2 separate regions of the Homo sapiens genome follow, and region 1 is linked to region 2. The links are chromatin loops, found by intact Hi-C in ENCODE. Cell type or tissue: heart right ventricle. All regions are shown on one strand. Links, peaks and the distances in the headings refer to the core of each region. The heading gives the core; the rest is flanking DNA.

Region 1 (12,738 bases), core at 2,002-10,001, 310 kb after region 2:
TGTTCATATCCTTTGCCCTCTTTTTGATGGGGTTGTTTGTTTTTTTTCTTGTAAATTTAAGTTCTCTATATATTCTGGATATTAGCCCTTTGTCAGATGGATAGATTGCAAAAATTTTCTCCCATTCTGTAGGTTGCCTGTTCACTCTGATGATAGTCTCTTTTGCTGTGCAGAAGCTCTTTAGTTTAATTAGATCCCATTTGCCAATTTTGGCTTTTGTTGCCATTGCTTTTGTTGTTTTAGTCATGAAGTCTTTGCCCATGCCTATGTCCTGAATGGTATTGTCTAGACTTTATTCTAGGATTTTTGTGGTTTTAGGTCTTACATTTAAGTCTTTAATCCATCTCGAGTTAATTTTTGTTTAAGGTGTAAGGAAGGGGTCCAGTTTTAGTTTCCTCATATGGCTAGCCAGTTTTCACAACACCATTTATTAAATAGGGAATCCTTTTCCCATTGCTTGTTTTTCTCAGGTTTTTCAAAGATCAGTTGGTTGTAGATGTGTGGCATGATTTCTAAGGCCTCTGTTCTGTTCCCTTGGTCTATATATCTGTTTTGGTATCAGTACCATGCTGTTTTGGTTACTGCAGCCTTATAGTATAGTTTGAAGTCAGGTAGTGCGATCCCTCCAGCTTTGTTCTTTTTGCTTAGGATTGTCTTGGCTATGCAGGCTCTTTTTTGGTTCCATGTGAAATTTAAAGTAGTTTTTTCTAATTCTGTGAAAAAAGTCAGTGGTAGCTTGATAGGGATAGCATTAAATCTATACATTACTCTGGGCAGTATGGCTATTTTCATGATACTGATTCTTCTATCCATGAGGATGGAATGTTCTTCCATTTGTTTGTGTCCTCTCTTATTTCCTTGAGCAGTGGTTTGTAGTTCTCCTTGAAGAGGTCCTTCACATCCCTTGTAAGTTGTATTCCTAGGTATTTTATTCTCTTTGTAGCAATTGTGAATGGGAGTTCACTCATGATTTGGCTCTCTGTTTGTCCATTATTGGTATATAGGAATGCTTGTTTTTGCATGTGGATTTTGTATCCTGAGACTTTGCTGAAGTTGCTTATCAGCTTAAGGAGATTTTGAGCTGAGACGATGTGATTTTCTAAATATACAATCATGTCATCTGCAAACAGAGATAATTTGATTTCCTCTCTTCCTATTTGAATGCCCTTTATTTCTTTCTTTTGCCTGATTGCCCTGGCCGGAACTTCCAATACTGTGTTGAATAGGAGTGGTGAGGGGGGCATCATTGTCCTTGTGCTGGTTTTCAAAGGGAATGCTTCCAGTTTTTGCCCATTCAGCATGATAGTGGCTGTGGGTTTGTAATAGCTCTTATTATTTTGAGATACATTCCATCAATATCTAGTTTATTGAGTGTTTTTAGCATGTAGGGGGGTTGAATTTGTTGAAGGCCTTTTCTGCATCTGTTAAGATAATCATGTGGATTTTGTCATTGGTTCTGTTTATGTGATGGATTACGTTTATTGATTTGTGTATGTTGAACCAGCCTTGCATCCCAGGGATGAAGCTGACTTGATCGTGGTGGATAAGCTTTTTAATGTGCTGCTGGATTTGGTTTGCCAGTATTTTATTGAGGATTTTCGCATCGATGTTCATCAGCGATATTGGCCTGAAATTTCCTTTTTTTGTTGTGTCTCTGCCAGGTTTTGGTATCAGGATTATGCTGATGTAGCATCTATGTATCTATCAATACTATACTGTCTTAATCGTGGCATCATAGTAATTCTTCAAATCAGATAGCATTAATCTTCCAGCTGTGTTTTTCATTTTTAAAATAGTCTTAGCTATTCTAGTTTCTTTGCTTTTCCACATAAATTTTGCTCTTCTAGTTTCTTGACCTTTAATAGCTATAGAAAATCCCACTGTGATTTGGTTTGACATTGGATTGAATGTATAAAATGACTTGGGTAAAGATGACTGATGCCTGTTTTTTTTTTTTTTTTTTTTTTTTTTTTTTTGGGAGACAGAGTTTTGCAATTGTTGCCCAGGCAGGAGTGCAATGGCACGATCTCGGCTCACTGTAACCTCTGCCTCCTGGGTTCAAGCAGTTCTCCTGCCTCAGCCTCCTGAGTAGCTGGGATTACAGGCATGTGCCACCACGCCTGGCTAATTTTGTATTTTTAGTAGAGACAGGGTTTCTCCATGTTGGTCAGACTAGTCTCTCACTCCTGACCTCAGGTTGTCTGCCCGCCTTGGCCTCCCAAAGTGCTGGGATTACAGGTGTGAGCCACTGCGCCCAGCTGCAAAGATAACCTTTTTACAATATTTGGGTCTTTCAGTCCATGAACATAGTACATCTCTCCATCTACTTAGGGATTCTTTTTTTTTTTTTGAGACAGAGTCTCACTCTGTTGCCCAGGCTGGAGTGCAGTGGTGCGATCTTGGCTCACTGCAAGCTCCGCCTTCTGGGTTCATGCCATTCTCCTGCCTCAGCCTCCCGAGTAACTGGGACTACAGGAGCCTGCCACAATGCCTGGCTAATATTTTGTATTTTTAGTAGAGATGGGGTTTCACTGTGTTAGCCAGGATGGTCTCGATCTCCTGACCTCATGATCTGCCTGCCTCAGCCTCCCAAAGTGCTGGGATTACAGGCATGAGCCACCACGCCTGGCCTATTTAGGGATTCTTTGATTTCTTTCTTTGGTGTTTTGTGGTTTTTGGCATACAGTTCCTACACCTGTATTGTTAGATTTATACCTAAATATTTATTCCCTTTTTTTTTTCTTTCCCTTATTGGTGCTAATATGAATGGTACAGCTAATAATTAAATACTAAGTTTTTATTACTTTCATTCTTGGCTTTCTGAAGGTGTTTTCCTATCATTTAAGGTCTTTAGCAAGTAAAAGATTGTTTCTTGATGTTTGTCCTTTGAGTCATCATCTGTTTATGATTTCACAGCCCTTGCACCATTTTGTAATTATGATGTCAAAGCAAGTAGCTTCAAAGGATACATCTGGAGGATCGGAAAAGTGCTGTTCTCTGGATAGGTGGGTTAGATTTGAGACAGAATCCATGTTTCTTTCCTTGAGTGTCATAGGTGTTTTAGAATTTCTTTTGTTTTGCCTATGAGAATATCATTTAATTTCTTTTACTTCAGAAAATCTAGTTTGAAGTATGGATATTAACTTTTAGCTTGATATAAATGAGGCTCTGTAGTAGGCATTCCAGGAAAAGTGGATGTTTTCTGGCTCTTTTCTCTTAGATGACTAAACAAGAAAACATTTTCTGGGAAAAGAAGAGCAGCTGGTACTCTCATTATATTTCCTTCAGTGGTTCTGTACCATCTCCTGTTCATGTTTTATTGTTGTATACCTTACACACTAGCCAAGTAGAGAGAAGGTATTGTGTTGAATACTTTAATGCTGATCATCCCGTTTAGATCTTGTGACAACTGGGTAAATTACACGTGACAACACTGAGCTTCAGAGTCACCTGACCAAGGTTCTATGACTGCCTGGAGGACATGACTTGAACATAAGCCCTCTACCACAGAGTCCCTGGCCTTTCCCACTCAGCCCCATGACAATAAAATTGGAGAAGACTCTTAGAAGGCAAACTTTTTGGGAGGATAGGATACCTTTGCAAGTCTGCTGAAAGCTCCAGGAACTGTCTCCAAAAAAATGTTTATGTGGGTTTCCTTAAAAAGTTCTATAGACATTATAGGTTTTCACAGAACCCCTTCTGTGGTCTCTGGATCATAGGCTAAAAATCCATATTTAAGATCTTTTCTTCACTTGCTGTTTTTTTCACCATTATTAAGAATTACCCAAGTACTGTATACCTCTTCTATGATACCAGGGAGCAAATTTCACACTACCTATTGTGGGTGCTTGTGTGTGAGCAACTGGTAAAAGCCAGAGGCTCCTCCCTCTATTCTCTTCATTCATTTTTTAATGCTCTGTGCTGTGTACTGGGGATTCAGCTGTGAATAAAGCACTATCCCTGTCCTCAAGGACTTCATGGTCTGGTGCATTTCGGAAATGGTCATTTTTGGAATGGCTAAAGTATGTTCGTGTGATAGGGAGAGGCAGCATGGAGTGTGGTGGAAGAATCTGGATTCATAGTCAGGCTTGGATTCAATGTGAGACACGTTATTATTGAATTATCTGAGGGGCTTTTGTGTCAAGGGAATAATGATGCTAATGCCTACCTTACATCCTTTACAAATGAGAGCTTTTCTTCGTAAAAATGACTTCTTCTGAAAATGAAATACATGTAAAGTCCTGAGAAGAACACTTGTTGCAGACTAGGCCATTAATAAAGGTTGCCCATTATTAAAAATTAACACATTTTATTCAACAAATATTTGAGAGGGAAATCAATGCTGTGAGTCAGGTCCCATTAATAGAGATGGATGTATAAAGTCGTATCATAGTGCAACACAAACTTTGATATTTAAGGTCTGCATTCACTAATGCCCAGTAAGATTTTACTAAAAACTGGTTTAAGTCGTGAGTAGAAATTATATTAGGTTGTGCAGTTTTTCTTACTTACTAAAAGCTGAACGTGTTTTTCTTTTGTTGTTTGTTGTTTACCTGTTAGAATTTAGTTTATAAGGGGCCACGTAGGTATTTCCTCAGGAAGATATCTTCCTCAAGATTTCCATGGCATAATTTGTGACAGAATTAAGTTATGCCACCTTTGAAGTCGGTCACAGCCCGAAAGCACAAGAAGTTGTTTACAAAGGAACCCATCGATTCTCCTTCTTTCTCTGGAAGCATCCGAGCAGTGAGGCCCGTACAGTCTGTTTGGCACAGTGACTGCTCTCAGCTGGCCAGGGGCCCTCCTGCTGCTGGGCAGAGGATGCGCCAGAGCTTTGCTTGCAGCTAAGCAAAGCCTGCCTGCAGTTCTGCTCGTGGTTAACTGCGGCCTTGCAACTGTGTACCACAGCCTACTGGTTTAGTTGCAATCTCTTTTCCTTAATATTTTCCATCTGGCCAACAATGACCTATAAAGACAGACACAAAACAGGGTTTGAATTATAGGGAGTGTGATGCTGAAATGTTTCCAAATCACACTCTAGAACCTGTAGTCCCGGGCAGCTGCCTTTGCATGCGGGACAGAAGGAAACTTTTCTCAAGTTGGTTTGCAAAGCACTGAGTCACATCAAAGACCTGAGCCATTCAGCTTTTAAGTGTTTTAAAAGGCTTCATAAATTCCTTCTCTGTCACTGAATTTTAGCATTTAACTCACAGTTCTGCTACTGATATTGAACATTTTTGAGAAAAATATAATGAGGGTCACAAGAGTGTTTCATATCCAACTTCTAAATTTTTAGCTTTATCTAAAGCTTTAACAATTAGTGAAGCTTGGGCATAATTGGTGTCATTGTGCTCTGAATGGCGTTACAATTGCAGAGATGTTTTACTATAAATTTAGAACTCATTGAAACAGATTTCAAAAATGAGTAAGAGTTGCTTTTGAATTTCTCTTGCTAAGAATTTTCCTGAAGATGCATTTGTTAATGGTTTTGAGCCAGATTGAAATGGTATGCAATAAAGTCATCTCATATTTTTGTATCATTAGAAGCCAATTTAGAATATTTGTCAAAATTAGAATGGAAGTTCAGATTTGGAAAATTTTTTTATCAGCTATCAAAGCACTTGGGGATGATTTGTGTTTTTTACAGCTTGAATCGTTTGAGAATTGCTATTCTTCTTAGTCTTTATTTTCAGAATATCTCTTAGTCTAAGAAAGGCGAGTTGCTTCTCCCTTTTTGGAAGATGACCTGTGCTCAGAGAGGTTATGGTTTGGCTTCTGTGGCACAGCCTTGAAGAGAAAGCTGGGGAGGCCTGGCCAGACATTTTGATGCTCAGACCTCAAGTCCATGCTGCCACCTCCTGTCTGCATCCTAGCTTTCATTTTAAATCAACCAAGCTTTTCTTCAGAAGTCTGCTCAATGACTTTTTTTTTTTTTTTAATTTTATGCTTCTCTGTCCTGTCTTTTATTTCTCTCTTCTCCTCCCCTCTCCTTCCCCTCACTCCAGGTGGTTAACTCTTTGTGCCAAAGTTGAAGTCAGATTTGGCCTGGAGCCAACATTGAGAATTCAGTGTGTCTATTTTTCAGTACCTCTAAAGGTTGAGATTCATGCTGAAGTCTCATTAGGAAATTTAGGTATGTGTGGTTTTAGAAGCTGATTAGATGCTCCACAGATTTGATCTCCTGGATGCTCCCTCCCTTCAGCCTCCCTCAACGAGTTGTGCTTCTTTTCTATTGTGGCTCTCAATTTCCAAGTCTGGGGTTAGGATGAGAAATGCAGGTTAATTAGAGCAACCCAGTTGACTCTAAGAATGGGAGTGAGCACCAAGCATTATGACTACAAAGGTTAGACTAGTTCAGTGTCTTTGAGAAGGGAAGGGAAGAAGGGAGGGAAATTTGGATGTTCTTCTTTAACAAGCTGAGCAGCAAATAAAGATCACACTAGAATATGGTGGGTGTTAGGTATCACCTATTCATTCCTTCAATAAATATTGGTTTAGTCAACATCTACTGCATTATACTATGAACCAAGCAATGTAGTTGACACTGGAGTCAGAGAGATGACATGTCCTTGCAGGAGAGATGGTCAGACTAAAAACCTTGATGTGATAAGGGTATAAAAGCATGAAGCCCTGAGGGAGGTGTATTAGTCTGTTTTCATACTGCTGATAAAGATATACCTGAGACTGGGAAGTAAAAGAGGTTTAATGGATTTACAGTTCTGCGTGGCTGGGGAGGCCTCACAATCATGGCGGAAGGCAAGGGGGAGCAAATCACATCTTACATGGATGGCAGCAAGCAAATAGAGCTGGTGCAGGGAAACTCCCATTTTTAAGGCCATCAGATTTCATGAGACTTATTCATTGTCACGAGAACAGCATGGGAAAGACCACCCCCATGAATAAGTTACCTCCCACAGGGTTGCTCCCATGACACATGGGAACTGTGGGAGTTACAGTTAAAGATGAGATTTGGGTGGGAATGCAGCCAAACCATATCATTCCACCCCAGCCCCTCCCAAATCTCATGTATTCACATTTCAAAACTAATCATGCCTTCCCAACAGTCCCCCAAAGTCTTAACTGATTTCATCATTAACTCGAAAGTCCACAGTCCAAAGTCTCATGTGAGACAAGGCAAGTCCCTTCTGCCTATGAACCTGTAAAATCAAAAGCAAGTTAGTTACTTCCTGGATACACTGGGGGTACAGAAATTGGGTAAATACAGCCATTCTGAATGGGAGAAATTGGCCAAAACAGAGGGGCTGTAGGCCCCATGCAAGTCTACAATCCAGCAGGGCAGTCAAATCCTAAAGTTCCAAAATTATCTCCATTGACTCCGTGTCTCACATCCAGGTCATGCTGATGCAAGAGGTGGGTTCCCATGGTCTTGGGCAGCTCTGCCCCTGTGGCTTTGCAGGGTACAGCCACCCTCCTGGCTGCTTTCATGGGCTGGTATTGAGTATCTTCAGCTTTTTCTAGGCACACAGTGCAAGCTGTCAGTGGATCTGCCATTCTGGGGTCTGGAGGATGGTGGCCCTTTTCTCACAGCTCCACTAGGCAGTGCCTCAGTAGGGACTCTGTGTGGGAGCTCCAACCCACATTTCCCTTCTGCACTGCCCTAGCAGAAGTTCTCCATGAGGGCCCCCACTCCTGCAGCAAACTTCTGCCTGGGCATCCAGGTATTTCCATACATACTCTGAAATCTAGGCAGAGGTTTCCAAACCTCAATTCTTGACTTCTCTGCACCTGCAGGCTTAATACCATGTGGAAGCTGCCAAGGCTTGGGGCTTCCACCCTATGAAGCAACAGCCTGAGCTGTACTTTGGACCCTTGTAGTCACAGCTGGAGTGACTGGGACACAGGTCACCAAGTCCCTAGACTGCACCCAGTAGAGGGACCCAGGGCTCAGCCCATGAAACCATTTTTTCCTCCTAAACCTCCGGGCCTGTGATGGAAGGAGCTGTCGCAAAGGTCTCTGACATGCCTTGGAGACATTTTCCCCATTGTCTTGGTGATTAACGTTCAGCTCCTCGTTTATGCAAATTTCTGCAGCTGGCTTGAATTTCTCCTCAGCAAAATGGGATTTTCTTTTCTATTGTATTGTCAGGCTGCAAATTTTTCAAACTTTTATGTTTTATTTCCCTTTTAAAACTGAATGCCTTTAACAGCACCCAAGTCACCTCTTGAATGCTTTGCTGCTTAGAAATTTCTTCTGCCGGATACCCTAAATCATCTTTCTCAAGTACAAAGTTCCACAAATCTCTAAAGCAGGAGCAAAATGCTGCCAGTCTCTTTGCTAAAACATAACAAGAGTCACTTTTGCTCCAGTTCCCAGCAGGTTCCTCATCTCCTTTTGAGACCACCTCATCCTGGACCTTATTGTTCATATCATGATCAGCATTTTTGTCAAAGCCATTCAACAAGTCTCTAGGAAGTTCCAAACTTTTCCACATTTTCCTGTCTTCTTCTGAGCCCTCCAAACTGTTCCAGTCTCTGCCTGTTACCCAGTTCCAAAGTCACTTCCACATTTTTGGGTATCTTTTCAGCAATGCCCCACTCTACTGGTACCAATTTACTGTATTAGTCTGTTTTCACACTGCTGATAAAGACATACCCAAGAATGGGAAGAAAAAGAGGTTTAATGGACTTACAGTTCCATATGGCTGGGGAGGCCTCACAATCATGGTGGAAGGCAAGAAGGAGTAAGTCATGTCTTACATGGATGGAAGCAGGTAAAGACAGCTGGTACAGGGAAACTCCCATTTTTATAGCCATTAGATCTCATGAGACTGATTCATTATCATCAGAACAGCATGGGAAAGACCTGCCCCCATGATTTGATCACCTCCCACAGGGTTGCTCCCACGACATATGGGAATTGTGGGAGTTAAAATTAAAAATGAGATTTGGGTGGGGACACAGCCAAACCATATCATGAGGTAGCTCACTTTTGTTGGTGGAGATGGGAAATGGGATGAAACCTGAAGAGCAACTAAGAATGTTACCCAGGTGGATGGGGAGGTGGGACAGGAATGGGAGAGAAGGCAGAGCATGATAGGCAGGTTGGACAGCACGGGCAGAGGCCCAGGACCAAGGGAGCACAGTGCTTCTGCAGAGTGGTGGAGCATTCAGTATGCCTGGAGCAGAGGAGAATGGCAGGAAATGAGGCTGGAAGGACCAGAGAGCAAGGACCTCACAGGTCATGTGGTGGCTTTTGGACTTGATCCTGAAGTCAGTGAAGAATGACTTGGAGAATCTTAAGTAAAGGGATGACATAATCAGATTTGTGTGTTAGAAAATCATTTTGGCTCTAGCATAGAGGAACCACTTACAGGTGAAGTGAGAAGTTGTGGGGATCTGCATTGGGGCAGAGAGGGAGGGGAAGAGTGGGTGTGGAGAGTAAGTGAGCAAGCAGGTGAGCTTGCACTCTAAGGCTGAAGACAGTTCTGGGTCAGACACTTGGAGTATCATTTATAATCTGAAAGTTCTGCTTTTCATACCTAATTCCCTAGCATTCTGCTTTTTAAATGATCATGGGATGTTTGATAAATGAATGCATGAATGCCATTTCTTTTAGGTAAAGACTGGTTTACTCTTCTAATTCCATTTTGCCTAAACTAGCCTTGAGTTGTTTGTGTTCCCCAAGTGTTTACTCCCAGCAAGATGGAGGCAGCCCACGCATGCTGGATGGCAGCAGGAAGTCAATCTTGGATTTCAGAAATTGCCATAGATAAGAATCAGCTGCAAATAATCATGGCCCAACCCATAAGAGACAGTGTTGGCAATGATAAAGTTAACTCTGCTAAGATTAGTCTGAAAAGAGTTTGCATGTATTTTGAATAGCCCTGATAGAAGGGTGAACATGTGTCTGTACCAGTTGCTGGGCCTAGTAAAGAGATTGTATTTTGGTGAATGAAAGGATCAGAGGGGCAAATCTCCTGATCCTTTGCTAGGCTGAGCTGGGTCCTCCACTTTGATTACATTTGAAGTCGCAGGCCTATTAATGAGAACACTTTAACTGGTCTCGGACCAATCTTTCTTCCTCTTCTCTTTACCTTTGTTCATTTGGGGCCCCCCTTTTGCCCCCCAGCATGCACAGACCCTCCTCCATTAAAGAATAAGAGCATTTTCCCTCGGAGCCCTGGCTGAGGCAGCTGCCTCTTCTGTCATCCCTCACTCCCGCTGCCCTGTTGTTATCTTCAAGACTTAGCTGGTGGTTGCCAATCTGTTACACCTGCTCTCAGGGGCCCTCCCTGTTTGAATACGTGGTGATGTTGAGCTACATTCAGATGTAGAAGGTTCACTCTTGAAAGAAAAGCTCATGTATTTAATTGCTTATTGTGGCATGGAGGGAACTGGGTAATTGAGTATATTTTCCATTTTCAGTATGGAAATTAAATCAAAGCAAGCCTTTATGATTTGTGGTCGGTACTTAGGCAGCATGGCATGGTGAAAGGAGAGCAGGCTTTGAAGCCACAGACTTGAGTTCAAGTATTGCTATCTTCATTTGCTACAGGTTGAGCATCCCTTATCTGAAAATTCAAAATCCGAAATGTTCTAGAGTTGGAAACTTTTTGAGGGACATGACTCCACAAGTGGGAAATTCCACACCTGACATTATGTGATGGGTTGCCATCAAAATTTAGTCAAAACTTTGTTTCTTGCACAAAATGATTAAAAAATATTCTATAGAAGTACCTTCAGGCTATGTGTTATGAGGTGTATATGAAACATAAATGAATTTGATGTTTAGACTTGGGTCCCATCCTCAGGATTATCTTGCTCTATATATGCAAATACTTCAAAATTAAAAAAAAAAAATCTGAAAACCTTTAACACTTCTGGTCCCAGGCATTTCAGATAAGACAACTCAGTCTGCGATTTAACTGAGCCTGGTATTCACTCTCTTTAAAACGAGGATTAATAATAGCAGCAGAGTCTCAGTCGTTGCAAGGATGATGATTAAACAAGATAATAGATGTCTAAGTGCCAGCTCTGTGTGTGATACCTAGAGAGCACTCCCAGGCGGACAGTTCAGTTCTCTTCGTGATTGTCATCCACGGCAGTGGCAGCCATAATGCAATGGGGAGAGGATAGTCTCAGGTGTCAGAACAGGGTTTGAATCCTGGCTCAGCTGCACATTAGCAGTGTTTGTGATACTGAGCAAGGTACCTCTGAGCCTTAGCTTATCAAATGGGAGTCGTAATTCCTACCTTACAGGGCTACGAAAACTTGGGATAACGTTAACCACTGTGTTAGTCTATTTTCACACTGCCTATAAGGACATACCTGAGACTGGGTAATTTTTAAAGAAAAAGAGGTTTAATGGACTCACAGTTCCTCATGCCTGGGGAGGCCTCACAATCATGGTGGAAGGTCAAAGGCACTTCTTACATGGCGGCAGGCAAGAGAGAGAATGAGAACCAAGCAAAAGGGGTTTCCCCTTATAAAACTGTCAGATCTCGTGAGACTTATTCACTACCACGAGAACAGTATGGGGGAAACTGCCCCTGTGATTCAGTTATCTCCCACCGGGTCCATCCCACAACATGTGGGAATTATGGGAGCTACATTTCAAAATGAGATTTGGGTGAGGACACAGCCAAACCATATTACCACTTGTACAGAGCTTAGCAAGTTGTGGACACTCTGGGTGTAGTCCTTTGTTACTGTTGTCTGGGCTTGCCTTTGAAAAGAACATTGTCCCAACAGAGTCTGTAGTTCCAATGGCAGTTCAGTTTGAGTCCCAAATTTTGATGAGTCTTAATGTTCCTGCAGCCAAGAGAGTCCAGAAGAGAATCGTTCCAGTGTTCTTCTGGACCTGGATCTCATATGAGTAACAAAATGCAAGCATACAATCCTCACTGTGAATCTACAGGAGGCTGTTGTTTCAACTGACTTAAGAAATTTCACTGAGTATGGAAAGGATGTCAGAACTTTAGCCAGAGCTGCAACTATAATCACATTATTTTGCTGCTGCTCAGTGGAGCTAAGAAAGCTTAAGAGTATTACCATCTGGGCAAAGCTAGGCAATGGTGAACTGTGAACTGCTTACCAACTTAACAGAAACTCTTGCTACCTCATTCATTAATTAGGCCTTTATGGCACACCTTCTTTTGGTTGCTTGGCAACCATAATAGCAGTCATTAAATTCTGTCATTTTGTATTAACCCTTTGGCCCTGGGTGGATTGGGAGCCCCCACCTTAACACTAATGCATTTTACATTAGTACGTCTACCTGGGAAATCCCATTCCCTTGACACTTCAGCTATAAAGAGCAAATAGCCAGAGTCCAAAATAGAAAAAGTTCTTTTTTTCTTCACATTAGTGTATGTGCTTTTAAGGCTTTACAAAATGTATCTGTCAGGATGGAGGCCATTTCCCAATTTGCTGACAGACAGACATAACATACACCCAGCAAGATGAAAAGACAGCTAGTTTCCCAGAAAACAGGAGCTGACTGTGACTTCTGTGGGCTTATGGAGGAAGGAGGTGGTGTGAAAACCAGATGGGAGAGTTGTTAAGAGTTGTATGTTTCCAAAATTGCCTTTGTAGCTCCTTTGCAAAAATTTGGACCATGCATGCTGGAGGGATAGGGGGCTATTCCAACTACACACTGTTTAGCATTTCAGCAACTGATTAGAGTGGTAGGGAACAAACTGTGTACTCTGGCAAAGTCTGTGAGGAAATGCAGTGGACACAGGGCAACCTCTGGGAGACTGTCAAGGGCTCCTATGA
Region 2 (12,738 bases), core at 2,861-10,860:
ATAATCCTGGCTCTGGTGAGGTCCAAGGTCCTCACCAGCCTGCATCACTGCCCCCCCAGAACTTAGCAACAGCACATAGTCAGGCCTCAGCAAACAGTAGCAATCATTCTGTTTCTTTTAATATGTTGTGTTGATATCATCATGATCTTAATTACTCATCAATCCCTTCCCAGAGCAGGGCAAGCTGGAGCGCTTTGAGAGCTGGCGCCAGGATCCTAAAATGCAGCCAGAGCTTTGTTTCCTCATCACACCCAACCCGAGCCAGCCCATGGAACGGCGCGGGGGGCAGGTGGGTCCAGTGCTGGGGCTGGGTGCCCTCGTGAGCATGAGTATCACATGCCCCTCTTTGCCCAGTCTGGCATTGGACACCCACCCGGCTCCTGGAGCAGGGCAGGGCCAGGAGGGGGAGGCAGGGGCAGACACTGGGCCTTTTGTGTCCTGCTCCCCACACAGCCCAGCCCAGAAAGTCGTCCTCACCCCAGCCTCGGGCTGGGCGAAGGGTGCACAGGGCCCTCCTGGGAGAAGCAAGAATTAGGCTGGAGTTGGGATTCCAGCCAAGACCCTGGCTCCACTGCTTTCTGGCCGAGTGTTCCTGGGCCAGTGCCCCAGCACTTCAGCCTGGCTTTCTTGTCTCTAAAATGAGGCATAAAGAGCTGGCCTTTGGTGCAGGTGGGGGTCAGGGGAGACAGGAAAGGAAAATATTGGTCCTGATGGGGCTGAGGGAAGCAGACAGGACAGGGGGGCCGCCACCCTTCTGTTAGGTGGAAATTGATTAGGGCTTTCGCTCCCTCCTCAGGCAGGCTCAGCTCACCCCTCAGCCCCAACACACACCCCAACCTGCATCACACGAGCAGAAGCCACCCTGAACAGCTGTGTACACCTGAACAGTCATCACACGGACTCACACAAACCTCTGAACACAGACACACACATCTGAGTACACACACATCTGATTACACACACACACACCGCTGATCACAGACGCACTCACAGTCGGACATACTTGTACACATCCCCCTAAAAATAAACAAAAACACACACGTCTCAACACATACAGACGCTCCCACACTAACACCACGGCACAGCCACACTCAGATTCCCTGACAGCAGCACACATCACAGACCTCCACCCAGCCCCACCGCAGCCCCACCCCCACTCATCACACGCCATACACAGGGTCCAGTCCTGGGAGTGGGGGGCCCGCAGGGAGAGTGAGCCCTGGGGGCACCCAGGATGGCGGTCTGGAGCTGCACAACCCTCACCCCTTCCATACCGGAGGACCCTCTCAGGCTTGAGCCCAACACCCCTGCCCAGAAGCCCGAGGAATGAGGCTAAGGGAGAAGAGGACCCTGGGGGACCCACCGCGTGCCAATGCCTGTGCCGTGAGCTGCCATCTGCCTAATGCAGTACGCGGCACACGTGAGGGCTCAAAAGCGTCACTCCCAGTTTTGGAGCCCAGGAAAGCGTCCGGAGCCCGAAACAGCTCTCCGGAGTCCCCGACACCCCTCCCTGAGGGGAATTTCCTCCGCGAAGACCCCACCCAGCCTGCTGAGGAAGTGAGAGACCCGGGGCGATGCCGCGGTGCCCCGCCAGGGGGCGCCCTCGTCCGGCCCCTGCGGCGGCTCTGCAGCCCCAGACCCGGCGTCCCAGCTCCGATGGCCGCGGTGCCCGGGCCGGCTCCCCCGGGACCGTGCCTCGGTCCGGGCTGGGGGCGCCCCCGCAGGATGTCTGCTCTGCCCACCTCGCCGGATCCGACCTCGGCTCCGGCTTCCGCCCCCCTCTCCCCAGTCCCCAGGGACCTCCTCTTACAGCTCCAGGCCCGCGGCCACCCCCATGCCCGGAACCGCCCCAAGCCCACCCCCACCCCAAGCTCTGAAAACCACTGCGGCCGTCCCAGAGTGGGAGCCCTCCCTCTCCTCTTTTCAAGGGGCAAGCACGCTAGAGGTGCCTGAATGGAAAGACGGAGCTGAATAAATAGCAACAGCTCCCAGGAACTGAGCACTGCGATGAGCCAGGCACTCTGCTAAACGCTATGGCTGCGTGAGTTACACCATTCAACGTTCACGAAACCCTAAGAAGTAGGTGTCATCACTACCCCCGTTATACAGACGACAAATCCTGGAAGCTCAGAGAGGTTCAGTACTTTGCCCAGGATCCCACAGCAGTAAGCGGCAGGACAGAATCCAGCACCGAACCCCTAAGGACTAGACTCTCAACCATAGTGAACGCTTATGCTAACATTTACCCTCTCCAGGACTTAGGAACTATTTAGGAGGGACTCATCCGGGCCAGGAGTAATATGAAGATGGAGAGGCTGAGTCATGGAGCTTACACTAGCAGGAAAGAGAGAGTATAACATACTTTCAAAACAAGAACCCACAGATTCATACTGAACCGGGCAGTCACAGGCCAGCCCCACGTGGCCCTGTTGGCGTTGGGGTAGGGATGCGGGGAGAACAGACAACTACAGTTGGTTTATTCCCTCTTCCTCCACCTAGCCAGATGTCCCATTACCTGGTGGCTTTAGGAGCCCCCTCACATCCACCCCTGCCCCCTCCAGCCCTGCATGGTGAGAAGGGTGGAAGTGACAGCAGAGAAGGTTCCAGAGAGGAGGGGACATTTGAGCAGGAGTTTTTGAGAAGACCCTCAGGCAGAGAGCCCACCCAGTGTGCAAAGCACTGGTGAGTTTGGTGCACCTGGCTGGCTTTAAGCCCAAAGATGGGTAGGTAGGTCCCAAGTCCTGCACCAGAGAAGTGGGCAGGGACTAACTTGTGACCAAGCCTCAAATGCCAGCTTGAGGACACTCTTACTCAGGATAGCTGGGAAATTCAAAGAAGAGAAGCACTGGGTAAGTGTCCCAGGTCCCTTTCATGCCTCCTCCTTCTGACTGGGAGCCCCTTGAGGGGAAAGACCAGGCCAGCACTTGGATGTCTCAAAGCCATCAAAAACTCAGCAAATCTAAACCACAAATCCCCGAGCATCTTCCCCCTTCCTCTTCCTGATGACTTTCCTCATTGCAGTGAAGGGCCACAGCATCCACCTGGTTATGATCCTGATCCCTCCTGGCTCTCCCTCCCCCCATAGCTGGTCCATTCCCTCTGCCTCCACCTAGCCAGATGTCCCATTACCTGGCAGCTTTAAGAGGCCCCTCACATCCACCCCCTGCCTCCTCCTCCCCTGCCTTCATTTCTAGCTTCCTGGTGCTCTTGGAATTGAGGCCCAGACATGCTGCCTGGAAAGCCCCTGGCTGTGTCCTCAGCCCCACCTCCCACCACCTTGGCCCTTGCTCTGAGAGCTCCGGCCACACTGGCCACCTTTTAGTGCTGTGGACCTCTGAGCCTCAGGGCCTTTGCACATTCTATTACTCCTTTCTCCCCTCCTCCCACTTGCGAGTTAATTTCCATACACTTAGCTGGTCTCTTACTGATGATTTTCTCCAAGAAGCTCTCCTTTTCCTTGCCCGTGTATACACTCTCATGGTCTCACATAGGCCTCATCACAAACATCAGTAAGTACTTTTGAGGTTGTTTGGCATTTGTCTCCCTTGGTAGATTCTGAGCTCCATGAAGACAGGGACCATCATATTCGCTCATGACCCCACTGCCCAGCAGAGGGCCTGGCACTCACTAAGTGTCCCTCAGCCAGACAACCCCCTCTCTGCTGCATCCCGGCTAGGTGCCCACATGTAAGCCCCTTCCCCTCTTTGAGCTTACCCTGATCATCCCTAAGATGAAGGATGTGCCTGTCCGAATCCCTGAGGGACTTTTAAAAAATGCACAGGTCATTGTCATCAATCATCATCATCAAGTTGGAACCAGGGAGTGGGTGGAGTATAGAGGTTACAAGAGTGAGTGGATGTTGGCCAGGCACGGTGGCTTACGCCTGTAATCCCAGGACTTTGGGAGGCTGAGGTGGGCGGATCACAAGGTCAGGAGTTTGAGACCAGCCTGGCCAACACAGTGAAACCCTGTCTCTACTAAAAATACAAAAAAAAAATAGCCAGGCATGGTGGCAGGCACCTGTAACCCCAGCTACTCGGGAGGCTGAGGCAGGAAAATCGCTTGAACCCGGGAGGCAGAGCTTGCAGTGAGCCAAGATCGCACCACTGCACTCCAGCCTGGGTGACAGAGCTAGACTAAGTCTCAAAAAAAAAAAGACTGAGTGAATGTTGATAACTGGAAGCTGAGCAGGGAGTACATGGAGGTTCATTGTACCCTTCTGTTTACTTTGTATATGTTTGAAATTTTCCATGATAACAAGTTTTTTATAAGACACACCAGCCTGGGCTCCTCCCCAGGAAGTGGTGGCGAGCCAGTAGGGGAATGTGGAAACGCCGCTGGAGTGGTTCTGACGAGCAGCTCCGGCCAGAGGCTCTTCTAGGCTGCTTCCAGCTCCAAAGAATTAGCAGTGATTCTCTTTCTCCTGTCCACATGGGTGCTGTTCACTAGCGGAAAAATACCACACCCTGAGCATGTGCTTCTGCCCTCTCCCCAAGTCCCTCCCCCCTACTCAAACACTTCTAGGTCAATTGCCTGCTCTTCCAACTCAGAAAGTACCCCCAACCACCAGTCTGTATTGGCAGCCTCTTCTGGACTCCTTGCCTTCTTGAATGCCTAGTCCCAGCTGCCTTCGCACCTGGTCTGCATCTGCCAGCCCCTAGCAAGGATCGCAATTTCCTAGGTACCCCTAGCCACCATGCCTGGCGCCAGGGACGAATTGACTCATGCTGGCTGAATTCAATTGAATTGCCATGGAAATGTCTCTGTGGCCCCTGAACTGTGTGATCCTGGGCAAGTGGCTTCTCCTTGGCTTCCTTCTGTGTGAAACGAAGTGCTCATCCCTGCCTCCTAGAGGCAAGGATTCAATGAGATAATAACTGTAAGAACGCATCACCAGTTGCAGAGTGTTACACAGGACTTTCACCACTTGCAGAATGAGACTCTCCCACCTTGGGCTCCCATAATTCCCAGGCTTCCTTCCTGCTGGACAGTAGCTGGCTATTGTACCTGTCTCCCAGAGAGGCTGGGAGCCAGAGGGAAGGGCTGTTGGCCAAATCATCTCCACATCACCAGTCTCGGGTGCCCAGCACTGGGTTGAGGAGAGAGGGAGGGACAAAGAGTAAAAAGGAAGGTATAAAGGGCCTGCTGGCAGGCTGGGTGCAGTGGCTCAAGCCTGTGATCCCAACATTTTGGGAGGCCGAGGCAGGCAGATCACTTGAGGTCAGGAGTTTGAGACCAGCCCAGCCAAAATGGTGGAACTGCATCTCTACTAAAAATACAGAAATTAGCCAGGTGTGGTGGTACACGCCTGTAATCCCAGCTACTGGGGAGGCTGAGACAGGAGAATTACTTGAACCTGGGAGGAGGAGGTTGCAGTGAGCCGAGGTCACACCACACAGAGTCCCCAGGAGCCAAAGAGCCCACAATGTCCCTCCCTGGGGCAGCGGCTGGCAGGTGTAGCCTGGAGTTGTCCATCCTTGCCAGCAGGTCATGCAGCCCACAGCAACAAACACTGCTCTCCAGGAAGCCAGTGCTGCCACGTGGGACTCCAGCATAACTACAAGGAGGAGAGGGGTCCTGTCACCCAAGGAAGAGCAGGGGAGTCCTGCTGCACCTCCAGGCCCCTGGCCTCATCACGTTCCCCAGCCTTAGATAAGGCCCCCTGTGAGCTGAGTTTCACCAGCCTCTCCAGGACATCCCCACCCGGGAAACTGCCCTCCACTCATGAGCCTGCGGCACATCCTCTTGCCTGTGACCTGGGCTGCTCCTCAGTCAGGAATCCTCCCTGGCTCCCTTCTCCATCTGATCACCTTCTGTTCATTCAAGAGCCCAACCCAACCCATCTCCTCTTTCAACTTTGAGACAATTCCTCACACCATCACTGTGGCCCCCTGGGAGTTAGTCACACCATGAATAAAGCAGGTACATAGACTTTCACTGAATCCCCACAGCACCCTGCAAGTGAACACCATTGGTCCCATTTTACAGATTATGAGACTGAGATTCAGAGTGGCTTAGTATCTTGCCAAAACTTTCAGAGCAGAGAAGAGTGCGAAGGTCTCTTCCCTGTGCTCCAGACCTGCCCACCTTGGAGGAAGGGAGACTTGGCAGGGTGGGGTAGGGCTAGGGTGGAGACCCCAGCCCCTGAAGACCACCTAATGCCAGGCCTGGGTGTGGGTCTCAAGAACAAGGTGTCTCTCCATATTCATAGAGGGTTGGGTGGCCCCCGATCCCCACTGCAGTCAGCATGCGGGGAGGTTTGGATAGGTCCCCAGAGCTGCAGGTGGCTGTGGCGATGGTACTGTCTCCCTCCCTCCCATCATGGTGGACAGAGCTGGCCTACCAGCCTCAGCACCTGCCTCCCCTCACCTGCTGTCACTCAGTCTGAATTGCCGCTGATTTACCTGTCTGGCTTTTATTTATTTATTTTTTTTGAGACCTACTCTTGCTCTGTCACCAGGCCGGAGTGCAGTGGCGCGATCTCGGCTGACTGCAACCTCTGCCTCCTGGGTTCAAGCGATTCTCCTGCCTCAGCCTCCCGAGTAGCTGAGACTACAGGCACATGTCACCACGCCCAGCTAATTTTTGTATTTTTAGTAGAGATGGGGTTTCACCATGTTGGCCAGGATGGTCTCTATCTCTTGACCTCGTGATCCACCCACCTCGGCCTCCCAAAGCGCTGGGATTACAGGCGTGAGCCACCGTGCTCCGCCTCTGTCTGGCTTTTGAGCTCACCTCTCCCTCTCCCTCAGTGTCTCTCCTTACCAGCCTCACAGGAGCCATCTCTGTTTCTTCTGCTGTCTCTCAGTCTTGGTCTCTCTCAGCCTCTGAGTCTGTCCCAGGGTCTCCCTTTACCAAGTCTTCCTTCTCAATCTCAATCTTTCTGTGTCTCACCATCTCTCCCGTGTCTCTGTCTCCATCCCTGTGGGTCTCTGCCTCATCACTCTCTGTGTTGCTGTTTTATTCCCTTCCTCTCTCTCCCTGTCTACTGCCTTTCTGCCTCTCTCTCTGCCTATGTCTCTCTCTCTCTCTCTCTCTGCCTCTGTATCTCTGTCTCTGTCCCTGTCTCTGTTCCTATCTTCCCAAGTCTGTGTGTGTCTTAGTCTCTGAGCCTGGGGAGAGCAACGCCCCATCCAAGGTGTCCCCACCCCTGGCCCAACAGCAGCCCTGGCTCCTCAACGTGCTCTTATGCAGGGGTGGGGGACCCCCGGGCATCATTCCAGGGCCCTCTCCAACTGGGTGCCAGTGCTGACAGACAAGATAGGAATCAGACTCAGCTTTGTTGGTGCCTGAGCAAGGGGCACAGCGGGCTACGCGGGGGCGTCTGGGTGCCTGTGAGCATCTGCATGTGTGCACACCCGGGTTTATGAGCGGGTCTCCCTGTGTGGGGTGGTCTGGGTGTCTGTCTAGGTGGATTGATGAGCATCTGGGCCTGTTTACGTCTGTCTGCGAGCATCTGTGTGTGTGTGTGACGTTGTGTGGTGCTGTCTGGGTGTGAGGACCTTAGCCTGTGGGTCTATCTATCCATGAATGCCTCAAGAACGTGCATGCGTGCATGTGTGTCTGTGGGCACCCGTATGAGTTGCTGGGGGTAACTGGCGTCATGGTGTCTGTCTGTCTGCAGTCCAGGCCCTCTGATTGCATTCCCTCACAGAGTCATCAATGGGAGACAGATTCCATGACCCCATTGGGCAGGTAGAAAAGTTGAGGTTCTTAACCCTCTTGCTTGCGTGGGTAACTATGAACATGTGTCTGCTTGAGGGTAAGAGCCTTGGATCTGAGGGCATAGACCTGGCTCAAAGCTTGGCTCTTCCATCACTAGCTGTAAGTAGGCTAATCTTGCTAAGCCTCCTGAATTCATTCAGCAAAAAATGTATCGATCAAAAACAGATTTTTTTAAATAGGAGCTATCTTGGGAGGGATTGAAGGAAGGGGCCTTAAGGGAGACTTCTGGGTGCTGAAAGTGTCCTATACCTTGATTTGAGTGGTAGTTAAATGGGTGTGTTCATTTGAAAGACATTAATCAGGCTGTTTATTACAGACTTGTGTACACTGTATATGTAATATAAAAGTTTACAAAAATTTTATTGGGCTCCTACTGTTTGCCAGACATTATAGCAATAACAATAGTGTTTTTTTGTTTGTTTGTGTGTGTGTGTGTGTGTGTGCGCGCGCGCGCACGCAATGTGCTTGGGGTTTTCAAAAAACATTTCAGAAAGTGAGTGAGTCTGGGCTTGAAGCACACTCAGCCCGTTCCTGCCCCACTCACTCCCTCCACCCTATCCCAACAATGATGGCAGAGGGAGGAGGAGAGAGAGACCCCAGTCCTGGGCTGGATGGTTCCTCTGCCCACTCTTGCCTGGCTATTTCCTCCTCCAGGTGGCCATGATTTTCCATCTGGATGATCAAGTTGGTGGGCCATTGCAGGGGCATTTGGGTTGGTAACTGCTGACATCCAATGAAACTGGTAGCAGAGTACTCCGAAGCAGGGCTCAGAGTGAGAAATGAGGGGTGTCAGAAGTCTGGGGGACAGACACCACACCTGCTTGGTGCATTCAGCAATGCCAGAGGGTGCCTGGATACACACATTCCTGCTCTCCACCCACAGAGTCCTCACATCACCTGTCTGTCATTCACTACAATGCATCGAGCCCTACTCTGTGTCAGGCCTTCTGCTGGGCTCTTCAACACATCTTACCTTTTGCCCCCACTACAACTGCCATGCAAGGGCCATTCATTATCTTCAGCTCATAGCTGAGGAAACTGACGCCCAATGAAGTGAAATGACTTCCTTCAGCTCACCCTGCTCAACAGTAGGAATTCCAACTTCATTCTGCCTGGCTCCAACCCTCCCTCCTCTCTGGGTGTGTCTTTTCTCTGGGTTTCTGAGGTTCCCTGAAACTTTAGGAAAGGAACAGAATTCATTTGCTTTTGCCCTCTCTAGCGATCTTGAAATTTTGTGTCATTAGGAAAACTGGAGCTTAAGCTGCCCTTTGTTAACTGCGTTCACTCCTCGTAGGGAAAAGCTGCAGGTTTTTCAGGAGGCCTCCCTCATCGCCTGACATGCCTTCTTTCCAGCCCAGCCAGGAGCAGAAAAGGGCCTCTGACCTCTGCATCACAAGCATCTGGCAGGGTGTGCTCATTAAATATTTGAAAGAATGAATGAATGAATAATGAATGAATGAATGAATGGGATGTTGCATATCCTCCACTTGAGCACATATCACACCCTGTTAAGATATCTTTTGTCTGTCCCGTGTCACCATTCTGATTCCTTGAGAGCAGGAATTGGATCTTTGTCTCGGCATCTCTGTAATCCGTCCAAAGCCTGGCACAAGACAGGAGCCCCAGGAATATCTGATGAATATGTGAAGACCTAGAATTGATCTCTGGGCCTCAGTAAAACTCTTAGGTCCTGTCAATTTCACACCCAACCAAATGGCAGCAGCCCCAAGTAGTTTCAATAAGTGGTTTTATTACTGGTTAGATTTTACAAATTCTGATATTCGAACAGACTTCCACCTTAAAATTCTAAAACAACAAAGCGACCGTTGGAGGGGGTTTGATTTTTCCTTTTTTTTTTTTCTTTTTTTCTTTTTAGGACTATTCAAAGTAACAAACTTTTTTTGTTGTTTTTTTTGTTTTTTACATTTTTGCTCTGGTCATAAATATACAGAGAAAAAGAGGGAGAGAAAAATGAACAAGTCATCCAAAGTATGGAGATAAAACAGTATTCCTAAGGCACGTGGCAGTCTTTGAAAATACAGAAGCTCTAGCCAACTTAAATTATTTGTTGTTTTTCCTCGCTCAGTCCACAAAACTGTACAGTGACACAAATGTTGTGTTGCAGGTAGATCTTCCAAGTTGTTCCTCGGTCCACACCGCTGCATTAGCCGGGCGCACACTTCTTTTTTTTACCTCTGTTTCCAGGCGAGATCCTAAAATGTGGTTAGTTAGTTGCTCAAAGCCTCTATTTTAAAATACACTTGGAATTCAACTAAAGATAATTTCTTTTTTAAAGAAATTGTGGGGTGAGGGGTTGCGAGTCATTAGAAAAGGTTGGTAAGAGTCGTTTGTGAGGGGCTGTGAGGCTCATGGCCCTCCAGGTTGCCAGGCACAGAAGTTAAGACGGACGTCACAGTTGGCAGGGTGGGGCTAGTCAAGTCTGTCAGGGTGGTGGGCGTGCTGGAGGGGCTGAGCGAGGCGTTGGAGAGCTCCGAGGCCGGGCCCGATGGCGTCCCTGTCTGCAGCGCCGCGTCTGTCGACTTGTCCACGCCCGTGTTTTCCTGCCGTAAGAGGTTGCGCCTGAACTTGGCTCGGGCGTTCTGGAACCAGACCTGCGGGGGACGACAGGGAAGGGCTGGTGAGCGGAAGGCAGGCAGAGCATCCCCCCGACTGCTTCACTCAGAGCTCTGCTGCCTCTGGGGACGCTGATCTGTGTTTTGCCAAGAGGATCCAAAAAGTCAGGTTGGCAATATTTTGCTTTTTTGGTTTTTTTGTTTTTGTTTTTGTTTGCAGACAGGGTCTGGCTTGGTCCCCCAGGCTGAAGTGCAGTGACACAATCTCGACTCACTGCAGCTTCTAACTCCTGGGATCAAGCGATCCTCCCGCCTCAGCCTCCTGGGTAGCTGGGGCTATAGATAGGTGAGCACCACCGGCCCCGCTAACTTTTTAAGTTATTTTTTGTAGAGACGGGGTCTTGCAATGTTGACCAGGCTGGTCTCAAACTCCAGGCTTCAAGTGATCCCTCCTGCCTCAGCCTCCTAAAGCGTTGGGATTACAGATGTGAGCCACTGCACCTGGCCAATATTTTGCTCTTAATAAAATAAAACAAAAATTTCACTCTATCTAATGGGCTACGGCTGGGCTTCTCTTTCTGATAGGTGGTTCCAGAGCTGAGCTGTACTCCCGAATATCACAGCCACGAGCCACGTATGGCTGCTGAGCACTTAAAATGGCATTAGCCCAAATTCAACCAGTCTGCAGGTGAAAACACACAACCTATCTGAAGGCTGAATATGAAAAAAAAAGCAGGTAGAATATCTCAATAATTTTTATATTGATTACATGTCGAAATGATTAATAGTTTGGCTATACTGAGTTAAGCAAAATACATTATTAAAATTAATTTTACTTTTACTTGTCTCTCTTCATTTCTTCAAGGAGGCTACTAGGACATTTAAAACTTAAAATTAAATGTGTGCCTCATGTTGCATTTCTATCAGACACACCAAACACACACACCAGACAAATCTTGATCCTTTTCCTAATGGTTCTTTGAGACATTCCTTTTTTTTTTTTCTTTTTCCTTTTTTGGCAGTTGCCTTTCAGCAGACAATAAACCCCACAAGTTCTTGTTGGTAAAATGTTTTAAATGTTTTGTGGTCAGTAAGTCTGGGAATGCGATAAAGAACACATGAGAATCAGGCAATAATAATGAGTTACTAAGAGGAAGTGAAAGACACGGAACCTATCCCCATCATCGGTTGGGGGAGCCACCAGGTACCCTGGGCCACTGGGTGTCAGGTCTCAGGGTGGAGGTGGGTGGAGGTAGGCAGCGTGGGAACGGCAGCCAAATTAAAGTGAGGCCAGGGAAGTTGAAACCCGCAGAGTCTCTCTCCCGACCTGCTGCATCCCGTATCGACTTATGAGGGACGTGCGGCGGGGCGCAGAGCTGGGGCTGAGCTCTGTCTGAAAAGAATGTCAGTGAGAGAACATGGGTTTACTTTCATTTTTCCTTGGGCACAGACACACACGCGTCCACTCCCATATCTTTGCACACACGCCTGTAAGCATTCAGGAAGACACACAGAAATTCATCTAAGGACGGGCACAGTGGCTCAAGCCCGTAATCCCAGCACTTTGGGAGGCCGAGGCAGGTGGATCACTTGAGGTCAGCAGTTCGAGACCAGCCTGTCCAACATGGTGAAACCCCATCTCTACTAAAAATATAAAAAATTAGCTGGGTGTGATGGTGCGCTCCTGTAACCTCAGCTACTCGGGAGGCTGAGACAGAAGAACTGCTTGAACCCGGGAGGCGGAGGATACAGTGAGCCAAGATCCCACCACTGCACTCCAGCCTGGGCCACAGAGCAAGACTCCATCTCAAAAAAAAAAAAAAAAAAAAAAGAAAAGAAAAATGAAATTCATCTACACAGCCAGCACCTAAGTACCACCACCCATCTAACAGCACAAACACAGGGACCCGCTGTACCCAGAGGTCCACGAAGTACTTTGGGAGGGGCTTAGGAAATCCAGGCCACTCTGGGGGGGTTGAACCTTCCAAGGAAAAAGTCCTGAAAGGCAGGGCCCCTTCACTTCCCTTTGCGTGAGGAAAACACCCGCCAGAAGCCTCCCCATAAAACAAAGGGCCTCAGGGCACTCTGCAGATTCTGGGGTGTCCAGTTGCGCATTTCCAGATGTCCTGCATCTGCCTGTCTTCCCAGTGTCTCTGGCAGGAGAGGGAGGGCTGACTCCTGGCCCCACGCACCCCTTGGGACCACCCCGGCTGCAGGGGCCTGTGGCCTCAAACCCCCGTTTCTGGTGGCGTAACACAATTTGGGCTCAATTAAAAGCAAATCCACAAGAATCTTGGAGTAAAGTGGGAGATCCAGACCCTGTGAAGTGGAGAAACCAAGCTCCCTCCTCAGTGCTGGATCTTCCCAGGAAGAAGGCACATTTTCCCTGGCTCTCCGCCCAAAGAAAGCCCATCACCCCTTCTGGGGGCTGGCAAATAAG

Evidence for each region. Peaks named below come from ENCODE experiments on the same cell type or tissue, not always from the same donor. Only the 100,000 strongest peaks of a DNase experiment are listed, where the experiment ranks them.
Region 1: a loop joins it to region 2, with 3 times the contacts of the local background. A loop is called at or near these places in 32 of 110 quality-filtered maps.

Annotation. Positions count from the first base shown.
Region 1 is chr9:123,717,718-123,730,455 of GRCh38, reverse strand. All of the region lies in intron 5 of DENND1A (DENN domain containing 1A), which reads left to right. Among named protein-coding and RNA genes, the nearest start is that of DENND1A, 210 kb to the left of the region's middle. RefSeq lists a silencer at 4,672-4,966. In heart right ventricle, for the core only: a CTCF peak has its summit at 5,851 (motif pointing left); no DNase peak of the experiment used is centred there.
Region 2 is chr9:124,030,019-124,042,756 of GRCh38, reverse strand. LHX2 (LIM homeobox 2) reads right to left here. Exons shown (of 5, transcript NM_004789.4): 5 at 9,456-10,337. The coding sequence ends at 10,050. LOC107987037 (a long non-coding RNA gene) reads right to left here and starts at 7,109. Exons shown (of 3, transcript XR_001746580.2): 1 at 6,766-7,109. RefSeq lists enhancers at 783-1,315, 1,316-1,850, 11,940-12,727 and silencers at 1,394-1,453, 1,494-1,703. In heart right ventricle, for the core only: no CTCF peak of the experiment used is centred there; no DNase peak of the experiment used is centred there; H3K27me3 peaks cover 6,783 bases.